2 separate regions of the Homo sapiens genome follow, and region 1 is linked to region 2. Evidence: chromatin loops called from intact Hi-C (ENCODE). Cell type or tissue: endothelial cell of umbilical vein. All regions are shown on one strand. Each heading gives the region's core, and the rest is flanking DNA. Links, peaks and the distances in the headings are about the cores only. Region 1 overlaps MAML2 (mastermind like transcriptional coactivator 2). Region 2 overlaps MAML2 (mastermind like transcriptional coactivator 2).

The links. Hi-C counts contacts between places; a loop is a spot of excess contacts. Peaks named below come from ENCODE experiments on the same cell type or tissue, not always from the same donor. Only the 100,000 strongest peaks of a DNase experiment are listed, where the experiment ranks them.
Region 1: a loop joins it to region 2, with 6 times the contacts of the local background. A loop is called at or near these places in 4 of 110 quality-filtered maps.

The regions. Positions count from the first base shown.
Region 1 is chr11:96,009,750-96,015,135 of GRCh38, reverse strand. All of the region lies in intron 2 of MAML2 (mastermind like transcriptional coactivator 2), which reads left to right. Among named protein-coding and RNA genes, the nearest start is that of MTMR2, 88 kb to the right of the region's middle. RefSeq lists an enhancer at 2,496-3,099. In endothelial cell of umbilical vein, for the core only: a CTCF peak has its summit at 2,961; a DNase peak (open chromatin) is centred at 2,825.
Region 2 is chr11:96,225,643-96,231,028 of GRCh38, reverse strand. All of the region lies in intron 1 of MAML2 (mastermind like transcriptional coactivator 2), which reads left to right. Among named protein-coding and RNA genes, the nearest start is that of MIR1260B, 110 kb to the left of the region's middle. In endothelial cell of umbilical vein, for the core only: no CTCF peak of the experiment used is centred there; a DNase peak (open chromatin) is centred at 2,238; H3K27ac peaks cover 3,361 bases.

The DNA of each region.
Region 1 (5,386 bases), core at 297-5,296, 220 kb after region 2:
AGGGCTCTGGAGTCAGGCTGCCTGAGATAGACTTTTGGCTCAATCACTGACTAACTAGATGAAGTATTTAGCTTCTCCAAATGTCAGTTCTCTCATCTATAAAATGGAGATACTAATAGGGTGGCTAGTACATAGATGGTTATTATAGTTATGAAATGTGATCGTGTATAAAGTGCCCAGTGTAGTGACTGATATGGAGAAAGTGTCCAACACATGATAGCTATTATAGTTATTGATGAATTAATGACTCAAACATGCATTGGAATTTCTTTGAGATTTGCATACCCCATGATTTGGAAATTGCTTCAATGTTCCATGCCATCTACACATAGTTTTAAGTCCTTTAACTTGTAATTGATTTAAGTCTTTGTTCTAAGACTTTGACATAAGCCCCCAAATGTTACAAGTGGAGCTTCAAATTAGAGAAAGAGGATAAGCAGACCAGTTCAAGTCAAATATTGTTTTAAAAGTATGTTTGTGTGAGGTGAAGTTGACGTACCCTAACTGCAGAGATAACACAGAACCAGTTAGAGTTTTTTACTACAAGTTGAATTGAGTCAAAATAATCAATTGGTTGGTTTGTAAGAATGTAGTTTGAGACCACCTGAAAACCTGAAAGCTTTCTCTCTACAATTCATCACTGTTTTCCTTCTCAGTTCAGAGTTCACCGATGTTAGTTTTAAATGTTGATTCCAGGAGGCTGTGGTTAAGTTCATTTTCTGAATGTGGTTTCCTCTCAGGCTGCTTTGATATTAATGTGAGTCAACAACCACTGTGTCATCCCTGTCGCAAGGATCCCTGTGGAGAGCCTAGTTACCAATAATAAGGTAGTCTTTTTGTTCGTAGAGTGGCATTGTCATTTCCCATTCCTCAGTGAATATACTCAGTTTAAAGAAACTGCAGCTGTATACTAAAATGCTGAGTATACTGGGAGAATTGCATATTTTATACTTTTGAGACAAGAAAGATTCCCTTGTCCCCCTCGCAGGGTGTGAGATGGGGAAGTGGCTCGCTTCATCAGTGCCCCGCTGATCAAACCTCTAAGGGAGCATACATACAGGCAGGCTGTGGGGCTGCGACCCCACGGCCATGTCTAGGGGTGAATGTTTACGGCTCCTGAAGCCCCAGTGGGCATGTGTTACAGCGTGCTCTCTTAGTTTGCTGTCTATAGGTGGCTTGTGTTAACCAGCTCAATTAGATCCCCTTCCTTATCACAAGGACAGAGGGCTTTCTGTATCCTGGGTTCCTGCCTTGGTGTACAGGAAGAATCAGATCACACGTGGGCTTGAAGAAAGAATGCAAAGTTTTATTTAGTGGAAGTAGCTCTCAGCAGATGGAGGAACCAGAAGGAAGATGCTCTTTCCCTGGAGGTGGGCTGCTCGGTGGCCCTGGCTCTCCTCCAACAGCCCCACCTCGTCCCGCCAGTGTCCTGCTGACGGCCTGCAGGCGCCAGTGCTTGTGCGTGTGCTCCTCTGCCAGTGTGCTCCTCTCGACGTCTGGCTGCCTTTGTGTCTACTGCTAGGGTCTGGGGTTTTTATAGGCCCAGGATGGGGTTGTGGCAGGCCCAGGTGGTCTTGGGAAATGCAACATTTGGGCAGGAAGTGCCTGTCCTCACCTAGGTCGTTGGAGTGGAGCCCTTGCCAGGGACCTGCCTTTCTCTACCCAGTACTTTGCTTCCCCCATTCCATGTCATTTAAAGGGACCACACTCTTCCCTTCCTAGCAGTCCTGTATCACTTTGTGGTTGGATTTTATACTTTAGCTTTTATATTGTAGATGGACTAGTTATAATCTACTACATGAGCTACTGGAGACCTCACATTACTTAATTCTGATTACTTTGAAGAGAGAAGTGAATAGATACAAAGAATGCTTAGGGTTATCTCATTTTGTTGTTCTTAAATGTGACATTTGTTATTGGAAAAACAATATGTTTGTTGATACATAACCTACTTCCCTTGATCATTTTAAAAATTTCAATTAACCCTTGCCCCTCACCTCTCAGAAATCTGTATCTCATAACTCTCTCTTTTCACCTGAGCTCCTAGCAGTTTACAGGCAACATGGTCATCAGTGAAATGTACATGTTGAAAGAGAGAAAATAAAAACCCTCCAAGTTAGTCTGTTAAGGTGAATACATATGCTATTGCATGACCAACTAAGATAGATAATGCCCAGACAGGTCATAAAAAAGACACAGGAAAAGGGAACATTGAATAAAATGGTGGCAGCATTAGTTGACTTTATAATTCTGTTGCCTTGTGAAACAGAATTATTTGAAAGAGGTTTCTGAAAATGTTTTTGTTGCTTGTCAAAGCATGGTGCTTTGACAACACAGAAGCTATTTTTATGTAGAAACAGTAGTGAAGGTATCTTCTGTTCACTGCACAACTAAATTATAGCAACTTATCATTGTGTTGCTTAAGGAAACAAACAGATTTCAAAGGTTTATTCTAGAAAACAGTGTTTAATCAATTTCTTATACTGTCTTTGAACATAATCTAGTAAGCAGATGTGGAGTTAACGGCTTATTATGTTCATACTCCCTATATCCATTCAGAGTCTGCCAGGCTCAGAATAAAAGTCAAGACATGTGCACATAGAGACTCTGTAGATGTTTGTAGCATTTGAAATTAAAATAGTGAGAAGGCTGCCTGGGCGTCCCTTCAGACATGGCACAGTGGAGCACAGAGACAGGAAATATGCCAGACTGCCTCTGTAGGAGGCTGCTGTGAACACGTGCAGCAAGGAACAGGGAACCGCTTAATGATTAATCACTGTCAACCTTTGTTCTCGTTAAAGACTTGATTGTTGGACAAGGCTTGTAATGAGGGACTGTTTTGGTGTCTGTTGCTATGAGATTGTGTTCACTGATCCTCAGTTGATGTAAGCCGCTGTTCTCTTTTTGCCCAAGTCGAATGAACTTGAATGAAAATGCTCTCACAGTGCCTGCTAGTGGTGCTTTCAGAGGAGGTTCTGGGCATTCTGTTTACCAAATGCTACTGCAGCTCAAAAACGGAGAACAGGTAACTAAGAGTTTGGCTCAGCTGAATTTTGGCATATGAGATTTATGAAATTTTAGCAAATGTTTTAAAAGTTTGATTCTAAAAGACGTAAATAAAAGTAGATTTTATGGTAGTAATGGAATAAAAACCCTTCAACACACCCACACACCTTTTCTTTTTAACAAGCACAGATATTCAAGAATCAAAATTTTAAATTGTTACCATTTCTCTTGACTTCTATAAATAAAATATTAAATTGTGTTTTGCAAACCAAATTCTTAAACCACCAACTCATGTGAGAGGTGGGAATATGTCTTGGCATTTTCCTAAAGGCTAAGAAAAAAAATTCCATTTATTCTGTCATTGATTACAGCTTGCAGACTTTTATATAACCATTTTTTTGTTTGCTTGTTTTTAGATTCAAGGGGTACATGTGCAGATTTGCTCCATGGTTATATTGCATGATGATGAGGTTTGGGCTTCTATTGATCCCGTCACCCAAATAGTGAACATAGTACCCAATGGGTACTTTGTCTGCCCCAGCCTCTCTCCCACCCTCCCCCTTTTGGAGTCCCCAGTGTCTGTTGTTCCCAGCTTTATGTCCATGTGTACTCAATGTTTAGCTCTCACTTATAAGTGAGAACATATGGTATTTGGTTTTTCTTTCTGTGTTCATTCACTTACAAGAATGGCCTCCAGCTGCATCCATGTTGCTACAAAAGGACGTGATTTAATTCTTTTTTATGGCTATGTAGTATTTCATGGTGTATATGTACCATATTTTCTTACTAATTCAACATTGGTAGATACCTTGGTTGGTTCCATGTCTTTGCTTTTGTAAACAGTGTTGCAATGAACATATAAGTGCAGGTGGCTTTTTGGTAGAATGACTTATTTTCCTTTAAGGTAGATACTCAGTAATAGAATTGCTGGGTCAAATGGTAGTTCTATTTTTAGTTCCTTGAGAAATCTCCAAACTGCTTTCCACAGTGGCTGAACTACAATTCCCACCAGCAGTGCATAAGCATTCCCTTTTCTCTGCAACCTCATCAACATGTATTATATTTTGACTTTTTAATAAGAGCCATTCTGACTGATGAGAAATAGTAAGCATAACCATTTTTGAATATTTTACTGCAATAAAATATCAATGGAACATTTTAAAGGAGGAAAAAAACAGTATTTTTAAACTTTAAAGAATATTTTTCTGGATTAAAGTGACCTTATAAAACTCTGAATTTCTTCTAAACATAATTGCATCATCATGAAATTACTTTTAAAATATATACTTATATGAAAGTACTAATATAGAACAACTAAAACTGTTAGTGATATTCTCAGATTATGCTTACTATCCCCAGGCAAAAATATTTCTCTGTCTCTCTTTCTCTCTCTTTCTAACAAATGCAATCTGCTATAGTTTTTTGATGTGTCTGCATGAAGCAACTTTTCTTGTGTTTTACATCTGTATATAACTTTTTGGTTCAAAATACTATGTGTCTCTATTGTTCTCTCTTTTTTCATTCGCCACTATTCTTAACTCATCTACATTGTAATCAGGGAAGTTGAGTAGGGACTGTTTGTACCTCAAGAAATCTAAAATGTAGCCTCTGTCAGCATCCTATGCCCCTACCTGGTCTACAGGTAACTATGAATGTTCCACTTGATCCCAGAAGTGATTCTGTCTAACCCAAGGACCTGTCTCTTGTTAAGTGTCCCCTACATATAAAAGTAGGAAGGGACTGGGGAATGGCCAATCTGCCCCTGTATCTTCTAGTAGATTTGCTCTAAATCTTCCCACACAGGAAAATCAGTTTTTTATATAAATCTCTAAATAGTAATCCAGTTTTCTTAGAAATAGTCACAGTGTATAACTTGTAAACACTTTAATTTTCAAAGTCTTGCTTCTATGTTTAAATATGTATCCATATATAATTAGGATATAGAATGTAAATTTTCTCTGAACACAGTATCTATCTGTTGAAGTTATGATGGAGTAATATAATTAAGATAGAAAGCAGAAGGTTTATAATGATAATGATAACTATAATTGGTTTGGTCTTTTAAGACATATTACAGTTTGCAGTAAGTAGATCATTCCCGAAGCTCCAAATTGTTCCTGATTCAGTTCATAGAACTGCAACCCTCTAAGGAACATCTTTTCATAACCCACGCCTTATAAATCCTGTTAGGCCTGATTGGTTTTTTATCCTTGACCATAGATACTTATATTAAGGAATACATGACCTTTTTGTAAAATTGGTTCTTGAACAGATGTCCTTGGGCAATATTTCTAGTAGCTGACCTAAAATCCTAGGGCTAGGGGGAAAACGTATCAAAATAAATCACTCTCTACACAACATTGTGAATTATTATTTGCAT
Region 2 (5,386 bases), core at 268-5,267:
TGCCTAGTCTAAGTTTGGAATGAAAATGTCACAAGACATATCTTTCACTATTTCCTGATTTACTAAACATGGAAATGTAGCTCAGGACCTGAGCATTTAGTCATCTCATGTGACCATGAGGACATTAAATAAGGAAGGAAATGCAGAAGTGAGTGTGATGATCTCTTACAACACCGCTATTTGGGTAGAGAAGTAGAGTTTTAATTAGCGAGACAAGTGTCAAATATATTCTACACACATCACAGCACATTAGGCTTCGTATTGTTCCCTCATTTCCTGAGGACTATTTCCAAAGATAGGTATGGATGAAATCAGAGAACGTTGGGACTCTATAGGTCTCAGACTGGCCAGAAAAGAATCAACATAATCTGATGTGGGCTGTCCTGGAAATCAGGAAACTCAAGAGGCAGTCATCCCTACATACATTTTAGTAAATTATTTAACATTTCTGTGTATTCGTTTACCCATTTGAAGAAAGGGAGCTAGTATGTCTAGTCTTCAACTCTGCATATAGGATGCTATAAAGTAGTTAAGTTACAACCTTGTTCTTCTAACATTTCAGCTGCTTCATTTGCCTACATCAAAAAGCACTGTGTATAAATCATTGAAAAAAGAATATGTATAAATCCTTAAAAGAGCAGTAAGTGAAGTAATGCATTTAAATTGAGAATCAAGATGTACAAATATATATAGATATATACAAATATTTGAATGAGCAAAACATATAAATCTTTGAAAGAGGTATTAATGAATTTTGATGTATTTTTATAAACTGAAAATTTTTGCACAAATGTTGTCATCATCATACTCATATTCTATCCTAGACTATTCTAGACTAGCCAGGTCTATCCATATTCATCATTCCATATTCTAAATAGCTCAGGATTTTCTTTCTAAAAATGGGACCAGGGACAGTCATATTGTGGGAAATTTTTCATTAAACATCCCACGTTTCGTTAAATGTTTTTTCTTAAAGCTGTTTCAATTTTCAGCTTATCCTATTGAGGATAACAATTCTGAAAACTTAACAACTGGTGTTAAGTTTAATAATAATATTTGCATACCAAACATAGTACTTTTCTGTGTAAGAAAAAGTTTCACTGGTTCTAGGATACCAAAATACTGCAAATTGATTTCTGTTTTCCATATCCACACCCACCTTCCTGCTTTTGATATCTGTCTGGTATTTTGCAAGACAGAATGTTATGTGAGAGTGAGCACCAAGCAATGATATTTCTCTGCAGCCCAAAGAGTCTACAATTTCCTCAAAATGTGAGTAATTTCAAATTTATGGTATTGCCAGTTCTGCTTTTATACTGGTATAATGCAATGAAGTACTCATTCAGATTTTTATTCTCTGTTGGTTTGAAGAAAACATTTAGAAATTCTTAAATGAATCAATCGATATGTAGTCAAGGCACCATGGTAGCTTCTGGGGAGATCATGTGATTATATTTCTGTATCTAGGATGCTTGCAGTCTGGTTAGAAAGACTAGCCACATTGTGAGAAATGCTTTACAACATGACACACGAGGTAGTATCTGGTAAGGGATCCTCTAGGTAGGTAGAGAGTGGAGATTCAGAGGGCTTCCTGGGGCTCCAGGGGTGTGAAAGGCCTTGGGGGAAGAGAGGGAATCTCTGCAGGATCTCACCAATTGTTTTCAGAAGAAAATTAATTAGAAAACACTCTTACGTATAATTGCTGTTCTAGAAAATGGTTACAATTTACTTCTTTAAATGTTTAACAACATTTTAAATTATGTATTGTTTTCTTTTTGCCATTCATTCATCTCTTGGTGGTTTGGGGTGTGATTTGTGTTTTTCCCCTCTCTTGACTTATCTGAGAAATTCTGGCACTAGCCAGGTTTGGGATGTTTTTGTTCAGACATTCTTAAGTTATTTGGTAAGAAGAAAGGCTTTGTTGCATTTTTCTGCTGAGAAACAACTTTCTTTTTCTTTGTTTCAACCCTGAACTTCCTAAAAGCTCTTTATTTCTATAGATTGTTCTACAAAGCTATGCCTCAGGAGGTGAGAGACTAGGGAGCATTTTTTTTTTGTTCAACTAGAAGTAGCCACATTTTCAGAAAACAACTAATAAGTTTAAAATATGTCAAAGATAACTTTACAAGAGACCGCGTGAACATAGATATGTAAAGGAGAGCCTAGTGCTCTCAATGCCCATATCTGCAGGCCTCAAAATTGCTTATGAAGTCTAGAAACCATGGCCATCTGCCAGCCGGAGGCAGCATCACCACAATGGAATTCACAGTCACTCTGTTAAGACTTTATAAATACAGTGAGGGTCCAGGAGCCAGGACCTTCAGGCGCATGAGGCTTGTCTGGTCTGGTCTGGCCGACTGAGCAAGGAAACCCTGTCCTTGAATGAGGACTTCCTCAGCTTCAGTGACTAAATGTTTGTTCTCAAAAGTAAAATGTCCCAATGGAAGGTGGACAGCGGCCATCTTCTTATTTTATTTGTTTATTTTTAGCCAGGCACTCCATTAGTTGTGGCAGGAAGTCATCCTGAGAGGAAAGTCAAGGTGTATGTACATGGTTGACTTGGGGAAAGTGTTTGGAAGTTGGAAAAGTGGAACCATTTTTGAGTGTGACTTCATTTCTCTTCTGACCTAGCTCTACACAGTGTCATATCCTAGGAACTGGGTGCTAGCATGAAGGAGAAAAGCAAGATAAATTAAAGAGCTTTACCTCTAGATAGTAATAGGAAACCAAGAATCCAGCCTGGTGATGGCTGGAGGGAGTGATTGAAGTTAGCTGATGCCATGGGGAGTTAGCCAGGCAGCAAAAATGTCTGGAAACCCGATGTGGCCAAGACTGGGCTGTCCAGAAGCTCATCAGAGATAGACTCAATCAGTACTTTCTCTCCCACCTTCCTGAACAAGAAGAAAAAAATATGAGAGAATTGAGTTTGTAGTGTTCCCTTTTTCTCCCCCCAGGCTGGAGTGCAGTGGCACTGTTTCAGCTCACTCCAGGCTCAGCCTCCCAGGTTCAAGTGATCCTTCCACCTCAGCCCCCCGAGTGGCTGGGACTACAGGTGTGCACCACCACGCTCCACTATTTTTGTAGTTTTTGTAGAGACAGGGGTCTCACTTTGTTGGCCAGGCCGGTCTCAAACTTCTGGGCTGAAGCGATCTGCTTGCCTTGGCCTCCCAAAATGCTGGGATTACGGGCATGAGCCACTGCACCTGGCCGAGTTTGTAATGATTTCATTCGATGGCGACAGAGACATAAATAATAACAGCAGCAACAACAATAAACACTTGTTCTCTGCCAGGTGTTAAGCAAAACACATTGTATGCCTTTTCTCATTTAAACTTACAACAACCATATAAGGAAACTACTATTATTATTATTTCCATTTTACCCATGAGAAAACTGAATGAATCTCAGAGAGGAGCAAACTATGTCAAAAGTCACATAATTGGATAGTGAGATTATGGTGTTTGTACTGAAATATGTTTAACTTCAGAGCTCATGCTCTGAACACATACTATACTGCTCATTTATTCATTTATTCACATATATATTGTGCAACCACAGTGTGCCAGGCACTGGGCTGAAACAGGAGGATGAGAGAACCACTCCCTGCATTCTTGGCATGAAACTTACAGTATAGCTGTGAATGAGACTTATTTATGAAATAATCACATAAATGTATAACTGTGAACTATGAAAAGCAATATTAAGGAATGGATCACTACAGGATTATGCGTAGGTACTAGGGTAAGTATATACCTATTAGAAGGAAACTATGAACTATAATAAGTGATATTAAGGAAAGTTTAGAGAGTCAGAAAACTTGATATAATTTTAGGGAGTCAAGGAGAACTTCCCGAAGAAAGGGGCACATGCTTTCAGATCTGAAGGATTAACATGATAGCTAAGCAGAGAGAACTTGCTGGGTAGGGAAAGGCTAGCAGGTACAAGGGCCCCGAGGTAGGAGACAGCTTGACATGTTGCTGATTCTGTGAATACTTATTGAGGCATAGTGTAGCTACTGGTTTGTCACTTTTGTTGTGTTTCATATTCCTCCATTGAACGTAACATTTTTTACTGTTTCACTAATGAATTGATGTGAAGATATTCTATTTTATGCAGTTTTGATTTGTTTGTTTTCTGCTAATTTTATCTGACAAATTTAAAGTTTTTAGGGGAATAAGGGCTACATCTGTCATTGCTGTATCACAGTTTCTAAGATGGCATGCAGTTTAGGTACTTAAGTGCATTTTTATAGTAAAGAATAAGAATAATAATAAATGTCAATTCAGAGACTAATAGAATTTAGTTGCTTTTAGCTGATATGCTCAATTAAGAATTGACACTGTCTGTAAAAATCTTATCTTTATATATAATATGAGCTAGGAAATAGATTCATTTCTAATTTTTGCTAAGTGAAACATTTTAATATTCCTTGAAACTAAATGGAAAATTTTCCAAAGTAATGCTTGGCAGTTTGGCATGTGGAGAAAAAAAATCTTTCCTCTAGAGCAGCTTTTCCAGGGAACAGATTAGAATTAATTAGGGGATGTTTTACTAATGGAATATTTTTCTTCCCATTAATGTCACTGTCCTTCATGCCTGAGGATGGCATTATTGGCAATGATTGCTCTTATGTGTGAGAGACTATATAGACAGACAGGCCATTGCATAGAATTCTATTTGTCACACAACCTGAGACCACTGTCTTTAGTTTCAAAGCCTGAAGCTGTTTGTCTGGTCTGGCATTGTTTGGGACCTTACCTGCTAAAACTGTAATTGGCCCAGAGTCTTTTCTTGAATTCCACCCAAATTCTTTCCCTGTGACATAAAATCATTCTTAAATAACTTTTTAGGCAATAAAGCCTCCTCAGATTCAATCCCCATGCTATCTGTGGTGGGGAACACTAGGATATTGAGCCTTTAAAAACATGCACCATATCTTATTTGTCTTTGTATTTCTAAGATGTAGCATAGTGATTGGCTGATAGGAGACAATAAGTATTTGCTAAATATGTAATTAATTGAATGAATGGTGATCAACTAAAGGTGGGTTCCAGATTACAATTTTTGATAACCAGCTCAAATTTCCTTGCTACCTTGGACATTAATGATCATAGATTTAAAACTATGAATAACTACAATGAGAATGCTCGTACGATCTCTGTACAATCTGTATTGGTTATCTAATTTTTTTTTTTTGAGATAGTGTCTCGCTCTGTCACCCAGGGTGGGGTACAGTGGCCCATTTTTGGCTCACTGCAACCTTCGCCTCCCAGATTCAAGTGAGTCTCCTGCCTCGGCCTCCCAAGTAGCTGGGACTACAGGTATCCGCCACCACGCCCAGCTAATTTTTGTATTTTTTAGTAGAGACCGGGTTTCACCATGTTGC